2 separate regions of the Homo sapiens genome follow, and region 1 is linked to region 2. A link is a loop called in an ENCODE intact Hi-C map of the cell type or tissue named here. Cell type or tissue: IMR-90. All regions are shown on one strand. Each heading gives the region's core, and the rest is flanking DNA. Links, peaks and the distances in the headings are about the cores only.

Evidence for each region. Hi-C counts contacts between places; a loop is a spot of excess contacts. Peaks named below come from ENCODE experiments on the same cell type or tissue, not always from the same donor. Only the 100,000 strongest peaks of a DNase experiment are listed, where the experiment ranks them.
Region 1: it touches region 2 in a loop (5-fold over the local background); 8 of 110 quality-filtered maps call a loop at or near these places.

The regions. Positions count from the first base shown.
Region 1 is chrX:7,071,127-7,078,836 of GRCh38, reverse strand. It overlaps PUDP (pseudouridine 5'-phosphatase), which reads left to right. Exons shown (of 4, transcript NM_012080.5): 3 at 1,388-1,617. Among named protein-coding and RNA genes, the nearest start is that of STS, 73 kb to the left of the region's middle. In IMR-90, for the core only: no CTCF peak of the experiment used is centred there; no DNase peak of the experiment used is centred there.
Region 2 is chrX:7,922,936-7,927,935 of GRCh38, reverse strand. It overlaps PNPLA4 (patatin like domain 4, phospholipase and triacylglycerol lipase), which reads left to right and starts at 523. Exons shown (of 7, transcript NM_004650.3): 1 at 523-650; 2 at 1,804-1,996. The coding sequence starts at 1,817. It overlaps LOC107985675 (a long non-coding RNA gene), which reads right to left and starts at 436. Exons shown (of 5, transcript XR_001755784.2): 1 at 1-436. RefSeq lists enhancers at 336-385, 406-645, 876-1,105, 1,768-1,817 and a silencer at 1,794-2,088. In IMR-90, for the core only: a CTCF peak has its summit at 1,877 (motif pointing right); DNase peaks (open chromatin) are centred at 485 and 1,875; H3K4me3 peaks cover 1,178 bases; H3K27ac peaks cover 358 bases.

The sequences.
Region 1 (7,710 bases), core at 1,171-6,170, 850 kb after region 2:
CTTGATTTCATTTGCTTTATTTAACTTTGTCCTGGAACTACATTATGATCTGTCCATGCCTTCCTTTTAAAAATCTTTAGAGGGTCAGGTGCTCCAGATATCTGTTACCTTATCCTGAATGACTGTAGGTGTTCGGAAAAAATGAGTCTGTTGATTGTTTTGTGTAACAATTGACAAAGTAGGGACATTAAATCATGACATTATTAAAATAGGCATGATTATACAATTATTTAAAATAATTTTAGGCCAGGCGTGGTAGCTCATGCCTGTAATCCCAGTACTTTGAGAGGCTGAGGCAGGCGAATCACCTGAGGTCAGGAGTTTGAGACCAGCCTGGCCAACATGGTGAAACCCCATCTCTACTAAAAATACAAAAATTAGCTGGGCGTGGTGGCACATGCCTGTAGTCCCAGCTACTCTGGAGGCTGAGGCAGGAGAATCGCTTGAACCTGGGAGGCCGAGGTTGCAGTGAGCCAAGATCAGCCATTGCACTCCAGCCTGGGCAACAGAGTGAGACCCTGTCTGAAAAATAAAATGAAATTTTAGGCAAACCGTCACACCTTGTGTGGATTTAGATGTTCCTGTTGTGCTAGTCGCATAAGTTAAAGGTAGGAAGGACTCCTGGTATTTTTGATTCTTTCTGATAACTAGTCCTCTCATGATTGGCTCTATGATGACCTCCATGGACCTGTGTGGTCCCTGTAGTTAATCCGTGTGGCTAATGACAGTGTGAGGATGCTCTTTTCATATGGCACGTTGCTGTTGATCAGCTGTGTTCAGCAGCTTTCTTTTGTCCCCTGATCCCTTGTTAAGTAGCGCTGCAGCAGTCCCTCAGCCACAGCCTTCTTCAGCATCTGGTGGACGCCTTTGTGTAATTTCCTCTCCTTAGCAGGGTGAAGAATGATTGAAGTGTTTTCTGTAGAATACAGCATTTTTGCAGAAAACACCAAAAGCATAGTCCTTGTGTATTTACTGCTCTGGAAAAAAAAGTATGGTTCAGCGAGGCCCTGCTGAAGGGCCTTCCCCGGTGCCCTGGCCAGATCCCAGGTCCAGTCACCTCCTGGGCCTGCTCTCTGCCCTTCTCCACGTTTCATAAGGAGGCCCAGCAGGCAAAGCAGCAGTGCCTCCCAGTGCGCTCTTCTTCTGTTCCTTTGGGAAACGTATCGCTCAACCGCCAATAGCTTTTTTGATTTTTTGGTTTGTTTTATTTGAGCAGGGATGTTGTGGAGCTGACAACCGCTTTTAGACAATCTGTCCTAGGTCAGAAATTCCTCAAAAGGAGCAGCCTGAGAGTGTGCTGCCACACAGCTGGAGGGACTGTCCCTGCAAGAAGGTCTTATGGTGGAGGCCTCGCCCCTCACCTCAGTCCTTCCCTCCTCCTCCCCAGGGGCGGAGAAACTCATCATCCACCTGCGGAAACATGGCATCCCCTTTGCACTGGCCACCAGCTCGGGGTCCGCGTCGTTCGATATGAAGACAAGCCGCCACAAGGAGTTCTTCAGCTTGTTTTCCCACATTGTGCTGGGAGATGACCCCGAAGTGCAGCATGGCAAGCCAGACCCGGACATCTTCCTAGCTTGTGCCAAGAGGTTCTCTCCCCCTCCTGCTATGGAGAAGGTAAGTGGGTGCCGGTGACACGGGCCGTGTTCCACAACCATGTTCCACCAAATAATATCCATGTAGTGTTTGCTAAATGTGAAAAGTTGTGGTTTGTGCTGTTGAAGGCCACTTTGCAATGCTCCCTAGAACTTGGGTATGTGGGCAGGGAGATGGTCTGGTTGGAAGATTTTGTGAGGAATCGTGGCCGCACCTAAGTCACCAGGCCAGGGAGACTCAGCCAGAATCCACTGGGTCTCAGGGACAATCTGAGAAGCTTACAGTGCCAGAACAAGGCCTATTCAGACATTTTCCAGGGAAGCGGCGGTTTTAATGATGTGGGGCTTAAAACAGTCTTATTGTCTAGGTGCAGGCTTTAAGGTGAGTATTCACTGCAGTTCAGATGTAAATCACTAAAACTCACTTCCCCTCCCCAACTGCTTATAGAGTGCTCGTTGGTTGCTGCAGTTTTTGCTTGTGTAGTGACGCTGGGTTTTTATCGCCAAGTTTTTGGACTTCCATCCATTTCTCCATTGGAAAGTGGCAGCTGGTGGGCTTGTATGCCGTGGCACCCCCTGTCCCGCACCACGGCTGCTTGACCATGCAGGGTATGCAGTGGAGACGGCCCCTGGCTCCCTCTTCTTGTTAAATAAGGCTCCTCCTCAGGTGACCTGGGCAGAGCGTTTAGAGAGCCGACCGCTTGTGGTGGCTGGGCCTGGCTCCAGATTCCTCTGACCGTTCTGTGACTGCCAAGATGGAGTCCTTGGCCTGAACGATCTGCAGGTACAGATTCCAGAATCACAGGAAGTCACCCTTGAAAGGGGGGCTCCCGCTGGCGATGTAAGTGTAAGCAGCTGGGGAGGGCATCCGTCGGGGAGTCTCTGCAAATGCCTGCTTCCCCTGGGTTCCTGCATGTGAGGACTTTTGTGGTTTGTGGGGAAGAGCCTTTCAGTGAGAGGTCTTTTTCAGGCCTCACCTCTCATTACTAACCAGTGACACCAATCACGAGCTCAGGGAAATTACTCAGAAACCTTCCCAATAAAGCGGAGCTACCGGAGTAGTCTTGAAAGACCTGTTTTTTGTTGTTGTTGTTTTGTTTTGTTTTGTTTTTTGCCCAGGGTGCAACTTACTACCTTGAGCCTATAGAGGCAGCCGGAACCTGTGCCTCAGTACACAGGCCTCTGATTCTCTGAAGCTAAGTGGGCATCCAGCAATTCAGTTCAGTTCTGACACTGACTCCTACGGTTAGCCCAGACCCCGAAGGTTAAGGCCCCAGTCCCACAAGACGCCCATTGCACGTTCCAGGGGCCACCTGTACTTCTGATTGGCTACAAATTGGGGGTTCCTGCAATCCTCTCTTCAGGTCTAATAATCCCCTAACATGACTGACAGAGCTCAGGAAAACACTTTCATACACTTGCTGCTTTGTTATGAAGGATAAAACTCAGGGACAGCCAAATGGAAGCAAGGCATTGGCCAATGTATGGCGGGTGGTTGCAATGCTCCCCTGCCCTCTCTGGGCACCTGACCCTCCCAGCACCTCCATGTGCTCACCAAACTCAAAGCTCCCCAGGCCCCTTATGTAGAGGTTTTTATGGAGCTTTCTTACGTAGGTGTGAGTGATGACATCACTGACGATTGCTCATTGAACTCAATCCAGGCCAAGGTGCCCTCCCTGGAGATGAGGGGGAGGGCTGAAAGTTCCAGTCTTGTTTGTTTGTTTGTTTGTTTGTTTTGAGATGGAGTCTCGTTCTGTTGCCCAGGTTGGAGTGCAGTGGCATGATCTCGGCTCACTGCAACCTCCACCTCCCGGGTTCAAGCGATTCTCCTGCCTCACCCTCCTGAGTACCTGGGATTACAGGCGTGTGCCATCACGCCTGGCTAATTTTTCTATTTTTAGTAGAGACAGGGTCTCATCATGTTGGCCAGGCTGGTCTTGAACTCCTGACCTCGTGATCCACCCGCCTCAGCCTCCCAAAGTGCTGGGATTACAGGCGTGAGCCACCGTGCCCAGACCTAATCTTCTAATCGCATATTTGGTCTTTCTGATGTCCAGACCCTGTCCTAAAGCTATCCTGGGTCCACTAGAGGCATCTTATTAGGTTGAAAATGGCTTATTAATGACTCAGAAATTCCAAGTGTTTTAGGAGCTCCATGTCATGAACTGGGGACAAAAACCAGGTGTGTAGTTTTTATGATGCCATAGCTATAAACAGTCATTGAAAGACAGTGGGGCATTCTTAGCAACACACATACCTGGGCTGATTGAAATCTCATTCTTGATTTAAGTCTCATTATTGAATTCAACTTGACTGCAATTGCTTAACGTGGGACGTGCCTGAGACCTCCCAGCTAGTAAGTCAGAGAGTCAAGGCTGAGCCTCCAGGTGCGGCTGGAACAGCTCCCAGTGGGAACATGTATCTGCTTCTTATGTCTGGACATGTGTATGTCTGCATGCTTGGCACCCTGTTACAAATTCCTCTGCAACATGTTCATTTTTCCTTAGAATTTCCCCCTTGTGGAAGAATTATTCCATAGCTTCAGGCTATAAAGCCTTCTTCCCAGAAACACCATTTTTGTTGTTGTTGTTTAACCTGAGTTATTGTTCACTAGAAAAGTGAAGGTGCTGCACTCCATAACCATGTCCCAGAAGCGATCAGAGTATGTTGGCACTTGCATTCAGTTCTGTATTTACAAACTGATAAAGACAAGGTGAAATATTTGCCTTGTTAACATGAGCTGTTCCTATAGCTAAGGCAATTAAACGGAATTTCAAGTACAGGCAGTCCTTGTTTTGCAAGGTACTCTGTTAATGGAAACATGGTGTTTCATGTGGGGTTTTTTGGTTTTGGTTTTGTTTTCCTTTTGTTTTTCAGATAGGGTCCCCTTTGTTGTCCAGGCCATAGGCGGTGGTAGCACAATCGTAGTTCACTGCAACCTCCATTTCCTGGGCGTCAGCAATCCTTCTGCCTCTGCCTCCCAAGTAGCTGGGACCATAGGCACACACCACCATGCGCAGCCGGGTGTGGCAGCTCACACCTGTAATCCCAGCACTTTGGGATGCTGAGGCAGGAGGATGCTTGAGCCCAGTAGCTTGAGACCAGCCAGGTCAACATAGCCAGACCCTGTCTCCACAAAAAATTAGCCATGTTTTAAAATGTATATGGAAGCAAAGTGTATGTGGAAACCACATGCTGCCATTGCATGGGACCAGTTATGGTGAAACCCACAGAGCAAGGGCCCTCATGAGGAGGAATTTCTCTCACAAGGTACCCTGCAAAGAGGCCCATGGAATGAATTGTGTTTTAACATCTTGGTGTTCTCATTGACAATGTTTGTTTTAGACTTGTCAAAGAAAAATGAGCAGTTGCATTTTTTAAAAGTCATTTAGCTTTTAGAAAGTTCTAAACATTTTCCTTATTATTAATCTACATTTACTTACAGATATATTTCTCTTGCAGAAATGAAATGTTTCCTCTCATGCTTCTTACTTAGAGACAGTGACACATTGTGGGTCTTCCTCCTGTGATGTGCATATTGTAATACTAAAGGAAGTTTTTCCCAAGCTCCTGTCAGGGAAGCAGCCCTGGTTTTGTACTTGGCATTTGTGTCAGGAATACAGGAGGCAGTGGCCAGGGGCCGTGTGGACGATCTTGGAGCTCTTCAGTCAGGCCCTGCTGCTGCTTCTTGCCCGCAGTGTGGGTGTGAGCTCACAGGAGCAGCATGCCTCCAGAGTTCAAGGGCATTCCATTAAATCATCAGTCACTGAAGAGACTTCTGAATCTCTTAGGGAATTGCCTTAGGGAATTGATCATGCCATAGGTGTCACCAGGTTAATTAGGCATAGTAGTAGTAGTAGTCATAGGAAAGTAGTCAAAAACAAGTAGGATCAAAGGGTTATTAATTATGTTAAATATTAATTCCCATCTTACTAGGAGAAAGTGTCCAACAGAGCTGACATTAAAGAATCAAGTTTTCACTGAGAATATTTTCTAAGTTATTCATGTATCATTATTTTGTTCTAAAAAATATCAAGCAAACATAAGGCCACCTTCAGAAGCCCCCCAGAAACCACCTTCAGGATAATGAGCACCCATCGAGTGAAAGCACCCGCCCACTGTGTGCCAGGCAGGGTGCGACATCTGCCAACACATCCCCTGAAGGCCAGAGACCCAGTGGGTAGAGGGCCTCCATGTGCCGAACGCCAGGTCCTGAGACTTGCGAGTGTGAGCACACTCATTGCTTGGTGGGGACTTGAGCGACCAAGCTGGGAGGCACCCCAGGGCTCTCTGTTCCCAGCCACAAAAATGCCATCATTGTTGTGAAACAAAAATGATGGCATTGCTTACATATCACTTCTAGGGTTGATATTTATTACAAGTAAAACCAGAAATCGGAAATCAGTTTTGTTTTTTTTTTTTTTTTTTGAGACACAGTCTTGCTCTGTTGCATAGGCTGGAGTGCAGTGGCACGATCTCGGCTCACTGCAACCTCTGTCTCCTGGGTTCAAGTGATTCTCCTGTCTCAGCCTCCCAAGTAGCTGGGATTACAGGCACACGCCACCACGCCCGGCTAATTTTTTTATTTTTAGTAGAGATGGGGTTTCACCATGTTGGCCAGGCTGGTCTTGAATTCCTGACTTCAGGTGATCTGCCCACCTCGGCCTCCCAAAGTGCTGGGATTACAGGAGTGAGCCACTGTTCCGGCTGGAAATCAATTTTTTACAGCCTAGCCATCACTACTTTGCGTGTTTTAGTTTTCTTGTACTTGTTAGTGTTGTTTTAGGAGCTGAATTTCAGGTTTTAAAAAAATTATTTTTGTTTTTGTTTTTCTGTTCTATTTTCAAGAAAGTTATACATGTTAAACTGCATAAACAGATAGAGTAGACTCATTTTGCCAGCCTAAGTTTTGTGTATATTCGGTATCTGTCTTTTTTTGTATAATACCAGGGTTGAAGTTGTGAGATAATATTCACAATTAATAAACAAGGGACGTGGTAGATTCTACTCTTTTTCGTGGAAACCTGCATATTTCTTAATGAATAAGGGCTAAGTCCACATAAATAGGTAGACTGGGCTCATTTCAACCAGCCTTTAGACATTTCTACTCATAGCCCAAACTATTATGCTATCACCTTGTTAAGAATACAGTCTTACAGGTGGTGGTTCATGCCTGTAATCCCAGCACTTTGGGAGTCCAAGGTGGGAGGATCACTTGAGCTCAGGAGTTAAAGACTAGCCTGGGAAACATAGTGAAACCGTGTCTCTACAAAATATAATAATGATGATGATGATAAATTTGCCAGGTGTGGTGGCGCCTGCCTGTAGTCTCAGCTACTTAGGAGGCTGAGGTGGGAGAATCACCTGAGCCTAGGAGGTGGAAGTTTCAGTGAGCCGAGATCATGCCACTGCCCTCCAGCCTGGGTGACAGAGCAAGACTCTGTCTCAAAGGAAAAAAAAAAAATAGAGAGTACATTCTGGGTGGTGACTTAGGGATACAGGTGTTCTGTGAAATTCTTTCAACTCTGCTGTACGCTGGACCATCTCTACAGTGCAATGTTGGGGGAGGCAGCTCTGCCTAGTGTGACAGTCAGACCAAAAGTTCACTCAGGCACAAATTAGAGCATCATAGGGGAACTGGGGATGGCACAGGGCCTGAGATAAATGCTCAGCGTTTTTACAGAGAAGAACAGAGGGTGGGATTAGTGCTGAACAGAACAAGTCCAACAGGAGTGCAGCCAACACAGAATCAATCGTGAGGACTTTGGAAACCAAGCAGAAAAGTTTACACATGGTACAATAGGCATTTGAGCTCACTGGAAATTCTTAGAAGGACACATTGGCCATGTCTGTGTTTTAGAGCTCAGTGGAGTACTGGGTGACAGATTAGAAATAGGCAGTAAGGGAGGAGGAAGTGCCAGGTGTGATTCCAATGTGATTTCCTTCAGGGAACTTATAGTTCAATTAGAAAAAAATAAGTAATGTCAAAAGTTATAGGAGGCTTAGGAGAAAGTGAAATTAAGAAAACTGTCGCTGGGCATATATTCATATCAACTTGTACCAAATTTGAAGAACTTTTTGCATCTCTGTGACTCTTTCCTAGATTTAAAAAAAC
Region 2 (5,000 bases), core at 1-5,000:
TGAGGATATGAAAGTTCCCCAGAGTCATAGTCCAGCTTTTCCTTTAGATAGCACTTCTTAAAAAAACCAAAGGCACGCCTTGAAAAGCTGCGGGATGTCCAGCCCCAAAATAGCCGCTGGAGTTGGCCCCTAGGGGCAGCTGGACCGCCCAGGCGGGCGAAAGGGTGGAGAGGGAGAAGAACCACTTCCGGGAAACAGACGCGAAGAGGGTAAGGCACTTCCGGGGCACAGAAAATGAGGATTATTAAAGGTCAGTTGCTCGCAGGTAAGGGCCAAGTAGCGTTAAAAGACACGTAAGGATTACAACGCCTCTCTAGGGTGTGGGTTAAAATGTCTCTCTAGGTACTCGAAGATAACATGACTCTAAACGAGGAATCCTTGCCTGCGCTGGAGGACGCTCCGGTCTAGCGGCCAGGTTGAGTCCAGAAGTTTAAATAGAGCAGGCGGGGCCTAGCGGGCGCCTTCGTCGGCGCGATGACGTCACATACCTGCGCGGGAGGCGGTACCAACCCCTGCCGCAGGACTTTCCTGGGCCGGCTCGCGGAGAGCGTAGCGCGGCCTTGGTGGCGGAATGGCGTTGAGTGACGGCCCGGCCCCGCCATCTGGTTAAAGGGACTCGTTCAACACGGAAGTGTCCCGGGGCTGCATTGGTACGGAGCCCTGGGGCCCAGCAAGGGTGTGCTCCTGCGGGACTGATGCGGGGACCACCCCGGCCCTGCCGGCCTCCAAGCCGCGGGAGGGCACTGAGCCTGTGCTGGCTGGGCCTGGCCGCCTGGTTGCTACACACCCAACCCCCTTCCCGTCCCCATTTGCAGAAGTGGAATCAAAACTGGGGCTTGACCCCGGATCGATGACTGGGACTCAGCCTACGCGGACGCCAGCGCAGCCTGCGGCGGCCGAGCCACCTGCCCTCACAGGGCCTGGCCGGGTGCATCAGGAACAGGCGGTCTTAGGTCCCTAAATTCGAGGCCCTGTAATGTGCCTCATCTTGGGGTCCCTGAATGGGGCCCTTGGGCCCCCAAGGAAACCCTGAGACCTTCAGAATGGACAGCCTTGTGGAGGCACAATTTCATTCACTTGGGCAAATTGTGCGCACTGAGGCATAGGAAAACATGTAATTTTGTATTTAGATGTGTTCCAAGTATAAAGTGGCGTGGCTGACATTTCATAGAGCCTTAAATTGCCTTCACCAGGCATGACCTCAGTTTGTGTTGAGATACTTGGCAAAGAAATGTATTGCATTGTTGAGTGATTGCTTATTGCGTTACTGAGTAATTGTATTGGCGTTCATAAAAGCATGGGTGCTCACAATAGAAATTGGGAAGGGGAGTAGGGAACTGTATTTGAAATCTTCTGATACACTTACCAAGAACAAATGTATTGTTCATTTGGAATTTGATACGGTCTCTAATAATTTTCTGTTTCATAATGGTAGTGCCGCCCCCACCCGCAAAACGTTTCAAAGGGTCAAGAGAAAAGACCAAATGCCCTTGTCAACTGGAATTTATACGTCTGTTTCCTGCCAAGTAATTAAATCGTAGATTCATAATCTATGTACCGAATAAATGTGGAATGTTTTTGTTTTGTTTTGTTTTAATGTATAAGACTTGGGTCAAGGTGAGGAGGGAAAGAAAGGGTTTCCTTGAAAGATTCTTGTGTTTAATTAGAATTAATTGAAACCACTGTGCTTAAAACAGAGAATGATGTTAGAAGAAAGCCTTGGAACGATGATCAACATAAGACTACACAGTATGTGGGATAAACTATTCCAACTTACAGCATTTTTGTTTTTTGTATTGCCAGTGCTACAGCTAGAATGAAGCACATCAACCTATCATTTGCAGCGTGTGGATTTCTGGGCATTTACCACTTGGGGGCAGCATCTGCACTTTGCAGACATGGCAAAAAACTTGTGAAGGATGTCAAAGCCTTCGCTGGGGCGTCTGCGGGATCGTTGGTTGCTTCTGTTCTGCTAACAGCACCAGAAAAAATAGAGGTAATTAAGTAGTAACTTAGGCTGTGTTCCTCATCAAGAAATTAAGACCCAAAGGCAAACACCAGCATTGACTCTACTAAGTTAACACTGCAGAGAAATAATCGTTTGCTTGGAAACAGAAAGGATTAGGACTTTTCTCTTAAGATGTAATTATTAGGGATCTGTGCTCTGGTTGTGGAAAAGATTATTTTGGGTGATAGTGAAATAAGGAAATAAAATGACTTATATTACTCTTGAGTTTTTATTTATCCTTAAGATTCCAGCTCTGTTCCTTTCAAGCAAAGGATATTTCTTCTTTCTATGATCATGAGAAGAGCATGGGGCCTGTTTTCAAGGCCTTGAACATGTGGGCAACAAGTCTTACCTCACTGCTACTTAGAAATAGATACATAAATTAAAATGTGGGCATGCAGTTTCTATTAAGTGGAATGGTATAGGAATTTAATTCTTTTTTAATTCTCACAGTAAGAGGAAGCTCTGAGTTCCAAGCAATTTATCCAGAAGTAATACAAATAATTATTCATTAAGTACTTTATTTAATGCAATCTATGTTTTAAAATCTGTTTTCTGCTATCCAGACAGTGATCAATCATTTGCTGACTGTGAGAGCTGGATTCCGTAGTTGGAGAATATTATATTTGTTAATCATTACGTACTCTAGCAGCTTTGAACAATAATGAAATAACAATTTAACACCCTCATACCCAAGAATGAATTTCAGTCACATTTAAAATTCCAAAACTATGCAATGTTAAACATCAGAATCTCATTTCAGATCTTTTGTGAGCTGCTTATCAAAGGGAAGCTAGATTTGAGGCCAATCATTCAGAAATCCACCTATCTTCCTGTCTTTATATGGTTGATTTACAGGGAACTAGAAAAGTGATTTAAAAACTGCAGAGATTAAACAGGACCAGAACCTTAAGCCATGCAAGGTATAAATGAGGTCGGAAAATTCCCCCTAAACTAGCAGATTCATAAGCTTTGAATTACAAGCTACCTCCTTCCCATAACTGTGTTTCGTTTTTGAAGCAGAGGGCTTTCAGGGTGTCACTTCTTCCTTTTTACTGCAGTCTTTTCTTGAGCTGTGGCAAATCCTAAGCTTTGGAGTTATGTAGACTTGGTTTCCAATTATCAGCAAATTAAAAAATGTATTGTATGATTTAGAATTAACCTGATTTGGAAATACTGCACTAGTACAGCCATTTATACTTAACTAAAATTCTGCCATGTTAAGACATTGAATAATTTACCTGAATTGGAGACTTGATGTCATCATATTCTCAGATCAGTTTACCTGTTGTTATTTATTTTTTGCACTAAATGAGAGACTGGGTTGTGTTGTCTGATGGTGCTGGTATGATGAAAAGGTGTGTGTCTTTATCTGGTGCTCCCATGGGAAGGTAGAAAATAATTTTCTTAGTTTCCTTAGGGCATCCTCATTTGTTCTTCTTCAAAATAATTTTTCAGCCAAAGTAACCCTTTGACTTAAGGTTATTTTAGTTCCTTTATTTTTAGCATCTGAAATAATCCACTTGTAGGATAGCCTTGAGTTTTTTTTAGCAAATGTTTCTACCTACTCAGATTCGTGTTCGCTCGGTTCTCGCTGATGATATAAGTTCCTCAAGCTTTTTACTGTTGTGACAAATACGTGTGTAATTAATCTTCTGAGCTTATGCATGAATAATTAAGAGGAGCACCTGATACTGGGCATATTTTAAGTGGTAGGCAAATTTAGACATTGATGTGGAAGAGCTCAATGCTGCAAGACTTTCCTCAGCCCTCACAATTTGCGAGGAAGCCATGGTGCTAGACTCAGTGGGGAACTCAAAGATGAATAAGTCCATCTTTAATAAGTTTACAGTCTGGTCCGGGCTATGGAGAGTATTGAATATAACTAATATTAGTACAAAGAAATAGGCTAGATGGGCAGTCTAGCTCAGTAGAATGAACATACATTTGGTGGGGCTACCCCCATTTCTCACCCAGGAGCTTCCCACAGCCTATATCAATTCAAGCTCCCTACAATCCACCTACCTCATAGCGCTTAGAGTGATGTCACCCAAAGGCACATCTGATCACCTCATTACCCCCGGGGCAGGGGCTGTCTGTGGACTTAGGACAATGTGACCCAGGTTTCTCAGCATGTATCACAAGGCCCCATGTGACTTAGCCCTACTTGTGGCTCGCCATAGGGACACATTTCAGCTCTGTGCCCCTCTCAGAATTGTTCTTGCTGTTGTTTTTACTATCCTCTGCTTTCACCTTCGTCCTCTGCCCAACTCCTGTTTATATTTAAGTCCCAGCCTGGGTGTCAAATTGGAGGGAAACCTTTGGCAACCCATGAGGTTGGAGGTTGACACACACTGTATTCATTTCCCGTTGCTGATTTGACAAAGGACCTTCAGCGTAGTGGCTTAAAACAGCATGTGTTTATCATCTTCCAGCTCTGGCGGTCTTAAGTCTAAAAGGGTCTCACTGAGCTAAAATCAAAATGTCCATGCTCACTCTCTCCAGAGGCTCCAGGGGAGAATCCATTTCCTTACCTTTTCCAGTTTCTGGAGGGTGCCCAGACTCCTTGGCTCCTGACCCCTTCCTTGATTTCTAAAGCCATAAGCACAGCATCTTCAAATCTCTCCAACTCTGCCTCTCCTACCTCCCTCCTTCCCTTACAAGAAACCTTGTGATGATATTGGGCCTACCCAGGTCATCCAGGATTATCTCCTCATCTCAAGGTCCTTAACTGGATCTACAAAGTCCCTTTTAACATAGAAGGTCTCCTAGTCACAGGTTCCAGGGACTAGAATGTGGACATCTTTGTGGGGAGAGGAGAGACTGCTGCAATAATATAGCCACTTAACTGAAATTCTGCAATGTTAAGACATTGAATGATTTACCTGAATTTGAGACTTGATGTCCTCATATTCTCAAAACAGTTTACCTGTTGTTATTTATTTTTTGCACTAAATGAGAGCCAAACACACCCTTGTGGGGGCTCTTATAG